Regions from separate parts of the Homo sapiens genome. Here region 1 is linked to region 2. Evidence: chromatin contacts called from ENCODE Hi-C or POLR2A ChIA-PET data. All regions are on one chromosome and are shown on one strand. Each heading gives the region's core, a stretch centred on a gene start or an enhancer-like site at or near the end of the contact. The rest is flanking DNA. Distances are from core to core; before and after follow the strand shown. Region 1 overlaps RBM15-AS1 (RBM15 antisense RNA 1). Region 2 has its middle 34 kb from the start of KCNC4.

Region 1 (6,408 bases), core at 2,417-4,916, 49 kb after region 2:
GAACTAAATATTGAAGACAACTAGGGATTTTCCAGGCAGGCAAAAGGCAGAGACATTTCAACTAGACTGAAAGCACCACAGCACAGAAGTGTAAGAGCCTGGCTTGAGTAATAGTTTGGCTGGGCTAGAGATGGGAGCAATGGGAGACAGAAGTCAGAGGTAGGTTAGGGCCAGGTTAAGGGGGTTATCCACCACCCTAAAGAATGTAAACTTTAGAATGGAAATCCTATAGGACCGCCATGGAAAACTTTCTATGCTGTAAGTTCTGAAAAGTCAATGATCTCATTGGTTGTGGGAGATGAGGCCAGAGTACTAACATAGCAGACACTCAATATATATGCAACAAACACATGAATGAATGAAAGAGTGAATGAATGAATGGTTTTAAGCAGAAGAGTGGTATGAGAGTCATAAGAGTAGGGTGCATATGGAAGCAGATAAACACAGTCAGGATAATTTGCTGTATACCAGGCAAGTGCTGTGAGGGCCTGAATAGCCTCCAAGAAGAGCAGAAACACATGGCCTTCAATGGGATGGGAAAGGGGGGAAAAGGTGAAACTAATGGTACATCTGTAGGGGTCTTAAGATGGGATTTTTTTTTTTTTTTTTGAGACAGGGTCTCACTCTGTTGCCCAGGCTGGGGTGCAGTGACACGATCTTGGCTCACTGCAACCTCTGCCTCCTGGCTCAAGCAATCCTCACACCTCAGCCTCCTGACTAGCTGGGACCACAGGTGCGCCAAGAATACAAAAATTAGCCACCATGCCCAGCTAATTTTTGTATTCTTTGTAGAGATGGGGTTTCACCATGTCACTCAGGCTGGTCTCAAACTCCTGGGCTCAAGGGATCCTCCTGCCTTGGCCTCCCAAATTGCTGGGATTATAGGTATGAGCCACTGTGCCTGGCCTTAAGGTTTGAATTTGGAGGAGTTCCTGCCCCAGACCTCAGCCATCTCTGGGGTGCTACTTCCCGAGGGAAAAGAAAGAAGAGGCTGTAGGAGGCACTCTTGCTGAGAAGCACTGAAACCAGCAAAGAGCAGGAGGAGCCAAGAACAGAGCTCAGCTGCCCCAAGGCCAAAAGGAAGATAGATGCCCAACTGTGGGCCTGAGCTAAGCTTGGGGAATTTGGAACGCAATAGAAGGAAAAATGGGGCTACAGCGGGTTGAATAGTGTCTCCCCAAAATTCATGTCTACCCAGAACCTTGAAATGTGACCTCATTTGGAAACAGGGTCTTTGCAGATGTGAAATGAGATCATACTGAATTAGGGTGGGTCCTAAATCCAATGATAGGTGTCATTATAAGAGACAGGAAAGGACACAGACACACAGGGAGGAAGGCCATGTGAAGAAGGAAGCAGAGATTGGAGCTGTGCTGCCACAAGCCAAGGAAGGCCAGGAGCCACCAGCAGCGGGAACAGGTAAGGAAGAGTTCTCCCCCAGTGCCGTCACAGAGAGCATGGCCCCACCAACACCTTCATTTTGGACTTTTGGCTTCTGGAACTATGAGAGAATACATTTCCCATTGTTTTAAGCCCTTGAACTTGTGGTACTTTGTTATGGCAGCCCCAGAAAACTAACACAGAGTCAGAATACAAGGGGCTGGTGAAGGTTAGGTCAAATGGTCAACCATTGAGTAGGGACCCAGGCAGGAAAGGAAGGGACATCAGGAGGAACTGGTAGACTCAGAGAGGTCTAGGGCTGAAGGTCTTGAGGAAGAATGACAGGTTTGGGGAAAAGCTGAATGAACAGATTTATATCCTGAGGGTGGTATATTTAAAATTAAGATTTTAGAGGTGTCTGTTGGACAAGAAGTTGTAAAAAAAAAAAAAAAAAGATTTCAGAGATGGAACAGTTCCAGGTGACTATAGGTGTAATCAGATTAATCTCTTTTTTAGTGGAGAAAAGCTGCCTGACAACAGATTTACCCAGCCTGGCAAGACAATTTATCCTCCTTGGAATCTGCGCTTTAAATCCAAGGACTAAAGAAGAGCCTATGTTCTTCTGAGAAATTACTATTAGCTCCCTTCATGTCGAGGCATTTCAGACACTGCCTGGGAGTTTTGTGTTTTAGGAAGGTCATAGGGGTGGGGGACAAGGTCTCAAATCTCAGCCTGTGGGTGAGTCTTCCCAGGCCTGGCCCAGGCTTTCAGAGAAAGGCACCCCCCAGAGGCTTTCAGAAAGGTGTGCTTGTCTGGAGACCCCTGGGACATTAGATGGCAGAGAAAATAAAACCCACCAAAATGGCAAGGCAAAGCTGGGCCATTTGAGGAAATTCAGAAGGAAAAACTCCAAACAGAATCTGAAGGTAATAAAGTGACAACTCTACTGCAAGCCAGAGAAATTCTCAGAGTTGCCCTGGGGCCAGGAATTACTCAATTAAATAGCAAAAGCCCAGAGGGAAATGGAGAAACAGTACCTCTTCCTCCTTTACCTGAAGCTCTGCTCCCCCTATTCCCTTCACCCCATATGCCCTCTGCTAGCAGCTTCTCCCCGCAGGCCCTACCCTTAGACCAGTCTGCCATCACATCCCAGCTGTCAGTACATTCCTCCTTTCCCACTAGGACACGAACACTGATGGATCTTCTCTCCTCCTGCTCCTCTCTGGCCCTGGTCCAGGCTGTTTTCTATCACTTTCTCTCGGGAGCTTTCTAGCTGAGCTTTCCTATCACTTTCCCCTGGGGCGGGGGAGGGTCTCATTTCCACCTTCTCAAGATATTGTCTCCTATTATATATTTATTTTTTCTTTTTTAGCTATCTCCTGCGGAGAGGGTGGTCTCCTACTATTTAAACAGAAAAGAGTGTTTGTTTTGAGGGAGAGTGGACAGGCAATAAGGAAGTTACATTTCTTTCCTTACACAGTGCCTGAGCCAAGAGGACTCTGGCCCTAGTATCCACGTGACCAGAGCATCCTCAAGCCTGCCTCGTCAGCCCCTGCACTGTCCCCCAAAGGTCCTTGCATTTGCCAGCCCAAGACTGTCAGGGGCATAACCCTCTGACCATATCCTCACACTCTCTACCTTTAGCTCATTCTCCTCTCCCTGTGGCATCCTGGGCACCACTTCTTCCTCTCTCTCTCCCTAGCCCTTTCTCCAAATCCCCCAAGTGGGAGGGATAGGTTGGGAGCAGAAGGCTGTTTAGCTTTTACAAGCCCGGTGCAAGGATCTGCTAAGAACTATTCCAACGACCATGTTTTCCAGAACAGATTTTGTATTTAATCAATGAAGGTGTTTCTCTCCCAGCAGACAGCTAATCTCCAAGAGCCTCACATTCATCTTCTCTCGGTATTTACTCAGATGGGAAAAGTGGCTCCTCTTACCCTTACTGCCTGAAGATCATTCTTCCTTTCCCCAGCTTCTCCCCATTCACATCGGGGAATTGTACTATTCGACCAGCTCTCTCCTGTGCGAAAAGTCAGAGGCGAGTGAGAGGATGGTGACCTGGGGAGGCAAAGTGACAGAATATGTCAAAGAGCAGTGACAGTCTCTAGGTTGTAAGCTGCCTGGGATGGCATGGGGGATGGTGATTATACTGAGTCACCACTGATGAAATATTTATTGAGCTGTAAAGGAAACACTCCAGGGTAAAGCAGAGAAGCAGTAACTGATTTAAGATGCAGAAGTTCAAGTACTCACACCATTGCCTCACTGTGCAGGGACAGCAAGTTCTTTACCTTCTCTGGGTGTCAGCTTATAGGCCTGGGCTGTCAGGGCTGGAAGGGAGCAGACAGAACCTTTATTGGAACCTCACCTATTAAAGATGGGGCATTGGTGGGTTGCTGATGACAGAACCTGAAAAAACCTACTCCTCTACAGCAGGTCGAATTCATGACCTGAAACTGAATACTTCCAGCATATTTGTTCAGGGTGTAGATGGGAATAAAGTATCTTTGCAGTGCTATGTTCCCTCCATCTTCCCAGACATCTGACACCCTGAAAGCCATCCACAGCTGTGGAGCCTGAGCGACACCTTGATTTGTGTTGTCACCTGACCAAGCCTAAAGACCTCCAGCTCAGTCCCCCACCTTCATCCCACCCCCCACATGATAAAATTCAGACCTCTCTCCTGAAAGGCAGAGGTTAAACATTCGGGACTGTTTCTGGCCGAGGACTTCTTCCAATTTAAATCCCCACTGTGGGCTGTCTCCCCTCATTTCATTTTTCTAAAGAGGCAGAGGCTCTTTTAAAAAATAATAAAATGCAATTTATGTGATTTACTTTTCTGATCTCTTTGAGAAACAGAGAAATATAAAAGTGTGTTCTTAACTCCAGAACCACTCTTTTTGCATAAATACCTCATTGGGTGGCTTTCTAATTGTGATTTTCCTGAGTCTCCCTTCATTGGATCTGCCGGAAGACTTGTCAGGGAACCTTTAGTGAGGGTACTTCTTCCTATTTTTCTTCTGTTTTTGGAGGCATGCACATTATGCATAACCAAAACAATGGCTCAATTGTGTTTAACTTTGTATTTTGATTGTTGAAAACAAAAACAAAAAGTATCGATGTGTATGTGGCTGTTTGTAGTGAATTCATTGCAGAATGAGGTTGTCCGCGTCCTTAACAAGCTAAGGGGCAGGAGGCACCCTCTCTTATTCTTATTCTCTTCTCCAAGAGCAGTAGATAATTTAAGCACAAGCCTATTTGTGAAAGAATATTTTGCTTAAGTGCCATTCACCTGAGTCTTGGAATTCCTTCCCAAACGTCAGGTGTTCTTTCAGCTTCCAAACTAGCATATGTATCCATTAGTCTGACAGATCACCTGAACACCACTAAGAGGTGTGGTGTTTTTGCTTTCATTTCTCCTGCTGGGAGAAGTGGCAGTTCATGTGTCATTCAGTATCTCACATACTCACACGAGGCAGGGGGGAGGGGGAAACGGGGAACTGTAGCAATATTTAAAGATGCTTTGGAAACCAACCGTGAACACATCAACACCACGACATCTACGATTACTTGCTGTTGGCCCTCGGACACATTTAAGAGAAAGAGACAGTCACTCTTTTTTTCTTAAATGATATACACATAGACAGTTATTTTTATTCTATTATAATTGTCTTTTACCTTTATCTAGTGCTATGTGGAAAGGGTTTGCATCATAGATTTTTCCCAGCTTTATAATATACCACAAGCTCCTACTTCCCTGCTCCTCTCTAATCAGTATTCTTTCAAGAGTTCTTTGGTGAAGCCAGCTATCTGAAACTAAAATGAACCAAACCCATATCACTGGTGGTTGGAGAAAACCATGGCCAAAACGATTGTGGCAGGTCTCAATCTTGGGAGTTTTTAAGAAGGAATGTGCCAGAGGCCTTTCCCAAGAATGGAGTTTTGTTTTGTTTTGCAGAGGCATTCAATGTGTCTGGTGCTCGCTGGCCACAGCAGTTACTACCACAGAGACTTCTGGGAGGGGCCGTTGTGTTGAAGGAGGCTCCTGCCTGAGGGACAGCATCAGGTAGTGGGCTCTGTAGAGTGAGAACCAGGTGGACGCCTTCTGTGCCCAGCTCCGAGTCCTGCACCACGCCAGGACTGCCCCGGCCAAGGGCTACTGACGCAGGTTCCACTCATTCCACTGTGTGGGGGGCCTTGCACCTCTCCTAGAAGGGCTCCTGGAGAAGGAATTGGAGTTACGTACAAGTGACTCCAATTTATGGGAAGCTTTTCTTTTTTTTTCTTTTCTTTTTTTTTTTTTTTATACAGAGTCTCGCTCTGTCTCCCAGGCTGGAGTGCAGTGGTGTGATCTCGGCTCACTGCAAGCTCCGCTCCCCGAGTTCACGCCATTCTCCTGCCTCAGCCTCCTGAGTAGCTGGGACTACAGGCGCCCGCCACCACGCCCAGCTAATTTTTTGTATTTTTAGTAGAGACAGGGTTTCACCTTGTTAGCCAGGATGGTCTCGATTTCCTGACCTCGTGATCCGCCCGCCTCGGCCTCCGAAAGTGCTGGGATTAAAGGCGTGAGCCACCGCGCCCGACCAATGGGAAGCTTTTCTAGATGAGATTGGATTAAATTCCATGTGATTTCTCTTTCCCTTTAATTCAGGTTGGGACTCGTTTCTTTCTGGTGGATCACAGCTGCCCAGATGTTGCAACTGATTTTTATGTTTCTGTAGAGAAGTACTTTTCTTTAATCTTCAGGATTTTTTTTGCCACCAAAAGAAAACATGGAACTCTGTGTTTCCTCTTGATTATGACTTCCCAGTGTTGACAGTTAAGTCCTTAGTGTTGCAGGTCCCAGCCCACCAATACTATATCAAACACTGTTATGCACATAATGCAGCACTGTGATCTAATTTAAATAATACTTTTTTATTAATTATGCTACTATATGTAATATACATCAACACTTTCGCCATATAACCTAGGTGATAACCCTCTTTTAGTTACCTGCCAAACTCTGGACTTGGTTTATATTGCAGT
Region 2 (5,747 bases), core at 1,011-3,510:
TAGATAATTTTTTCGATTAGGAGAGGAAGAAATCCAAAACTTCCTGTGTGGGTCAAATTAGGGGCCAGAGCTCTACAAGGAATTCTGGCCTGACTCCAATTAACAAAGAAGGACGTGGAGCGCAAAAGAGAAATCCAAAGTGATATGCAATGGAGGCTGCCTCTGTCTGGAAGATCTTCCTGCTCCTTGTGCTCCCCTCTTACATTCTACTATTGTGTCCTCAGCCTGGCAAACTCTTACTCATCCCTCAAGGCCCACTCAACTGTCACCTCTGAGAATCCTTCCTGGGCTCTCCCAGGTAGAATTCCTCTGTCCTTTATGCTCTCACAGAACCTTGAATATTCCTCCATTATAGCACTTACTGCAGTGATAACTTGTTGCTTGTTTACTCATTTATGGATGCTTTCCTTATTAATGTTTTTACCTCCAGCCCCTGCTCAGTGGTCAGGAGCTCAAAGGTGAACAAAGGAATGAGTGAATGAGTAAGGAGTGAATGAATTAGCTGCCCTCTGCTGACTTCTGCCCTTCACCCCTGTCATTCTAGTCCATGGTTGGGTTGTAAGATTTGTCCAGAATAATTATCCGGGATGCTGGACCTCTCACTCTGCCATCCCACCACCATGTGCCAGCCAAGTCTCCTCTCACCCACGCCACCCTCACCATCAGTACTCCCTTCCAAAGTTCCCCATTTCCCCTCAACTCTCCAGGCTTCAGCCATCTGGGCCTTTCTTTCCTGATGTTAGTAGCTTCAATTTACATCACAGTTAACTTGGAACAGCGGGGGGGGCTATATCCTGGGTCCTTTCTCCCTCCGTCTGCTTCCTTCTCAGTCTTCATTAGTGGTGTTCTGTGAGCCTCCCACCCACCCCAACTCTCCGAGTGCTAGTTAGGTGCTCAGGTTTGTGCTCTTGGATGAAACTCCTGCTACATAAGTGGACATAGAAAAAGAGGCTGGCAAGGGTTGTTTCCAGAGGGGTCTGAGCCAATCCCACGCTGTTGCTGGGCTTGAGGTTCCACATCTGTGAATGGGAATTAAGCTTCCCCTGCCTTCATCCAAGGTGGGATGATAATTAAATGAGAGTGGATGGATGGGTCCTTTGGAACTCCTGAAGCACCACTGGAGGCAAGGGATTATCATTCTTCTGGCTTTCTCTCTGTCGAGGACTTGGGTGTTCCTCCAGAGTCAGAGGGCAGGTGCCTCTGGAAGGTATAATAGCTAACGTGGATTGAGTGTTTACGACCAGCCCAAGCCCCCTACATGGCTTAATGGATCAGAGCAGCCCCAGGAGGTAAGGGCTCTTTTTATCACTCACATTTTACAGGTGAGGAAACTGGAGAGTAATTTGATGGAGATCTCACAGATAGATTTCACAGGCGATTTTGACCATGCTTCTACACTGGCTCTGTGGCCAGCCCCTTGGCACCAGCACCACCACTGCCATCGATTTCTGGTCCACGGCCAGATTGCTAATTCTGGCTCCACTGGCTTTGCCACTTGTGAGCTGCGTGACCTTGGGCAAATGACTTAACCTTTCTAAGCATGGTCTGTGAAATGGAGAGAAGGAAACATCTCCAGATTTTGCCCAGAGGAGTAAATGGAGGTGGGATATGTGAAGTGGCTCTAGACCCAGGCAGTAAACAGTGCTCAGTGTGTGTCCTTCCCTATTGACACTGACAGACCCTGCCTGGCAGGCCTGAGCACAACAGAAGCACTAGAAGTCCTTTTCCAGAAATTCCTTGCTAGGGCCTCTCACTGTGGACTGAGAGGATGGAGGCAGGTCCAACTCGAGGCAGGGCCTTGGGACACCAGTGCTCATGAGACAACTCACTGTCATGACCATTTCCGCCTTAGCGACCCAGAAGTGGTGACACCTGTGTGCTTGCTTCCCGAAGCAGTGAGAAGCCAGACGGAGACCCACACAGCTGCTGGCTCTAAAGGCTGCTCCCTGCACGTGGGCACCTCAGCCCCACCTTCCATTCCTCTCTCTAACCTGCTTCCCGGACCTGCTGGGGCCAGGAGCTGCCCCAAGTCCTTTCCACACACACCTGTGAGCTCCTGGGAATGAGATTAAAGGAGGCAGGGAGGTGAGAGGAAGCACAGGGGAAGACTGAAAGCAGATCTCAGAAGCTGAGAAGAGGAAGATGAAGAGGAGGAAGAGGGAGAAGGGAGAGTGGCAGAGAGAGGAGCAGTAGCCCGCGGAGCAGGGAGAGAAAAAGCAGGTAGGGAAGGGGGAGGGGCAGAGGAGGGGAAGGAGGAGGGCCTGCACCCGGCTGTGGGCAGAGGCTGCGGGGCCTAAAATGAACCGAACAGGCTGGAAATAGAACAGCTGGGCAAACCCCAAACGCTTTGTTTGGGTGTCTGCTGAGCAAGCACGTGAATGAGAAGAAAGGGGCAACAATGCAAGGCAGAAGTGGCTCATTTCACTCTGGAGGCAGGTCAGAACAAGAGGCATGTGTTCCAGTCCAGCACAGATTAGTCGGGGTTCTTTTTCCGGGATGTTTTCTTTACGTAATCATTATTTTTCACAGGCTGGCTTGGTGGCGGGATTAGCCTGACGCCACCCCATCCTTGGCAGGTGGAAGGTTTGGGTTACTTTGAGACCAAGACCACTCTGGGTTCTTATTCTAACTGTGGATGCCACCGGCTTCGGGAGAAGAGATCTTAATCCACTTTCTAAATGGAGGTTTAGGAATCTAAGCTGTGTAATGGAATACTATTTCCCTTATTAGAACAAACCCTAACTCGGGTGCGGTGGCACACGTCTGTAGTCCCAGCTACTCAGCAGGCTGAGATGGGAGGATGGCTTGAGCCCAGGAGTTTGAGGTTGCAGTGCACTATGATGCACCTCTAAATTAGTCACGGCACTGCAGCCTGGGCAACATAGCGAGACTCTGTCTAAAAATAATAATAATAAATAACAAAACCCAGTTCCAGGATGGATCAGGACTAGCCTGAGGGGCCCTGCCTGTCTCAGCTCAAAGAACTGCACCATGCCTCACACACACCAGCACACTTCGCCCTGGGAGGTGCCCAGGCCACCTGAGGTTCTGCCATGGGCTGGTTCCTTCCCTGATCACCAGCAGCGCCACCTCTGTGTTTTTCCCCTCCTCTCCCCACAACCCCCAACACACAATATGAAGAACCTTCAGTCCAGAAATTAGACATGGGACCAGCAGAGGCTATGAAGGTAACTGGAGCCAAGTGGCCCCCAGAGCTGCCATTTAGCCCAATCCAAGGTGTCTGCACTGTGGGGCATTTGCTTCATCACTGACTTCTCTAGAATTCAGGTCAGCTCTACTTGGGCCTGAATGTGGACAGGAATTAGGGGGCCCGAACTCCAGCCTCGCTTCCACCATGGGCCGTGCAGTCTTTGGCAACTTGCTTAACTTGGCTGAGCTTCAGTTCCCCGTTTGCAAAATTGGGGATAATACTGCCCACCTCAGCGGGTTCTCATAAAGCTCCAATGAGATCCTGTGTGCCTCCTACTTAGCTCAATAACTTGACATTCTATAAGGTTTAATTTCCTTCCTTCCTCTCTCCCTTCTTTTCTGAATGAGCTCTAAGAACCTTCCCCAATTCACTAGAGAACCTTTGAGGAAAGCTAAATTGAGGAGAAAAGGAACACAGCCCAGCCCACAGCCTCCCCATGAGGGGCTGGGGCTGGAGGGGTAGGTCTGGCGGAGGAGGGAAGGGGAGACATGAGTGATCAGAAGGTCTCAACCTAAGTGCTGGCGGCTTCTGTGACAGAGAGGCAACTGAACCTGTATATGGTATTTGGATCACAGCTGGAAATCCGGCTGGATTTTGGCTTTAATAAAATATTTGACATTTTGTGGAGCTCAGTTTTAAACATGGGGCCGAGAGCTGGCAGACCTAGGTCCATTCCTCAAGTTCTAACTCAGTTCACCCTGCTGCTCTGGGCTTCAGTATTCTCTGCTCTCCCTGTCGTCAGATGGCATTCACATGAAGACCCAGCTGGTGATCAATTCGTGGCAAAAAGTGTCAGAAGCTAGAAGACTTATCTCCGGTCAGTGTTTTCAACATGGTAGTTATCCTGCACGTGGTGATTGTACAACCCTAAGTGGAAATAGGACCCTAAAGTCCACTCTCTTCCAAGACTAGCCACTTAGAAACATACCAGCAACCATAAGGAAGCTGATTTAAGACCCCTTGGCCCCGCTCCCATAACACACGCCCAACAGAGTTGGCTTGACTATGGAACCATCCCAAAATCTCTCCTCCACACTGCCTCTTCTCTTCCTCTTCTCTTCTCTTGGCCTGAAGAAGCTTGCTCAGTGCACGTATCTTGTCTTCAGGTAGAACTAGAAGTTGAACAAGTCAGTTTCCTCTTTCTGACATTGAGAGGGTGGGTATCAAGGAGGATGTTTCAGAGAACGAAGAGGTTCTTGGCTCTTTGTACTATCTGTGCCTGTTCCAGCTCTAGCTGCCCTTGTTTGACCTGCTTCTTGCAGGAGGTAGTGGCCAGCATCGTAGGGAATGCCCATGAAGTACTCTGGGCTTCTCCGATGTAAAGGGTGAGAAAAATCAAAGCCAGCTCTTATCTCCATCCAGATGGTGGGGATAAAAACAGTCCAAGCCCGTTTCTTGCCTCACTTGTCCAGTGGCTAAGCTAATGCCAAACTGGGATTTCTCTGACCTCATGTTAACCCGACCTCAAGGCTGCCAGAGTATCAGCTACTAAATCACCAATCTATAAAAGTCATCTTGCAGCCTTTTCCAGATCCCAGAAGGAGTCTTTACTCCATCCTGACCTCAGAAGCCACCTTGCATCCTCTGCCAATGCTTTCTTCTTCCTGTATTTAGGAATCACATCTATCACTTGGGGTCCAGAAAACATTTTTAGCTACCAACCATGAGTCAGACTTCATCCCCATTTACAACCGTGTGACTAGAGGGTAGGGAGTTGGAGAAGATTCCTCCAGCCACAGAACAGCTCCTTGAACAAGCTTTTGCTAAAAGACAAGTCTCCTCATGCCCTTCCTTTTCCGAAAAGTCTTCTCTGACTCCCTGCTGGATAAAGGTTAGAAGCTTGAGCGTGGCTTCCCCAGAACCTTCACCGTCTGGTCCCAGCCTCTCTTTTGGGCCTCAGTCAGTCCCTGCCCTCCCTCCCACACACTCGCACTCCAATCCCATGCACATAGAAGTGTTTGAATGTATGTACTTTCCTGCTTTGGGTTACACGCTTCCCTTTGCTTGGAGTGTCCCCTGGCTTTCCTCCACCTGTGAATCTGCTCATCCTTTGTGAAGTCTTTTCTTTCTTTTTCTTTTCTTTTTTTTTTTTTGGTACACATTTATTGGGTACAAGTGCAATTTTGCCACATGCCTAGTTGCACAGTAGTTATATCAGGGCTTTTAGAGTATCGGTCACTCAAATAACATACATTGTACCCATTAAGTAATTTCTCATTGTCCACCCCTCTCCCACCCTCTCTCCCTCTGAGTCTCCATTGTCCGTCATTCCACTCTCTACATCCATGTGTACACATTTTTAAGCTCCTACTTATGAGTGAGAACATACTTGTCTTTCTGTGTCTAACGTATTTCACCTCTTGTTCCGGCTGTGTTGCTGTAAACGACATAATTTCATTCTTTTTATGGCTGAATAGTATTCCACGTGTATGTGTATCACATTTTCTTTATCTACTAATCATCTATTGGTGGGCAGGGCATTTAGGTTGATTCCATGTCTTTGCTATTGTGAATAATACTGCAGTAAACATACGAG

The links. A loop is a pair of places that touch in the nucleus more often than their neighbours do. ChIA-PET counts read pairs that join two places held with the same protein, here RNA polymerase II (POLR2A). Pooled maps may share reads with other maps.
Region 1: a loop to region 2 is called in a map of IMR-90, with 2.4 times the contacts of the local background. The contact joins two enhancer-like sites. A Hi-C loop is called at or near these places in 6 of 168 maps with a recorded cell type or tissue (B cell, IMR-90, endothelial cell of hepatic sinusoid and 3 more) and 1 of 50 pooled maps. POLR2A ChIA-PET finds 5 or more read pairs at or near these places in 2 of 52 experiments (K562 and WTC11).

Annotation. Positions count from the first base shown.
Region 1 is chr1:110,289,070-110,295,477 of GRCh38, forward strand. It overlaps RBM15-AS1 (RBM15 antisense RNA 1), which reads right to left. Exons shown (of 4, transcript NR_036595.1): 3 at 3,318-3,438. Among named protein-coding and RNA genes, the nearest start is that of RBM15-AS1, 47 kb to the right of the region's middle. RefSeq lists a silencer at 5,472-5,630. Within about 2 kb of position 3,667, at least 2 of the 41 ENCODE cell types and tissues checked have a DNase peak (open chromatin) inside an H3K27ac peak, as active enhancers do.
Region 2 is chr1:110,241,476-110,247,222 of GRCh38, forward strand. It overlaps a transcript of KCNC4 not described here. Among named protein-coding and RNA genes, the nearest start is that of KCNC4, 34 kb to the left of the region's middle. RefSeq lists an enhancer at 2,437-2,486. Within about 2 kb of position 2,261, at least 2 of the 41 ENCODE cell types and tissues checked have a DNase peak (open chromatin) inside an H3K27ac peak, as active enhancers do.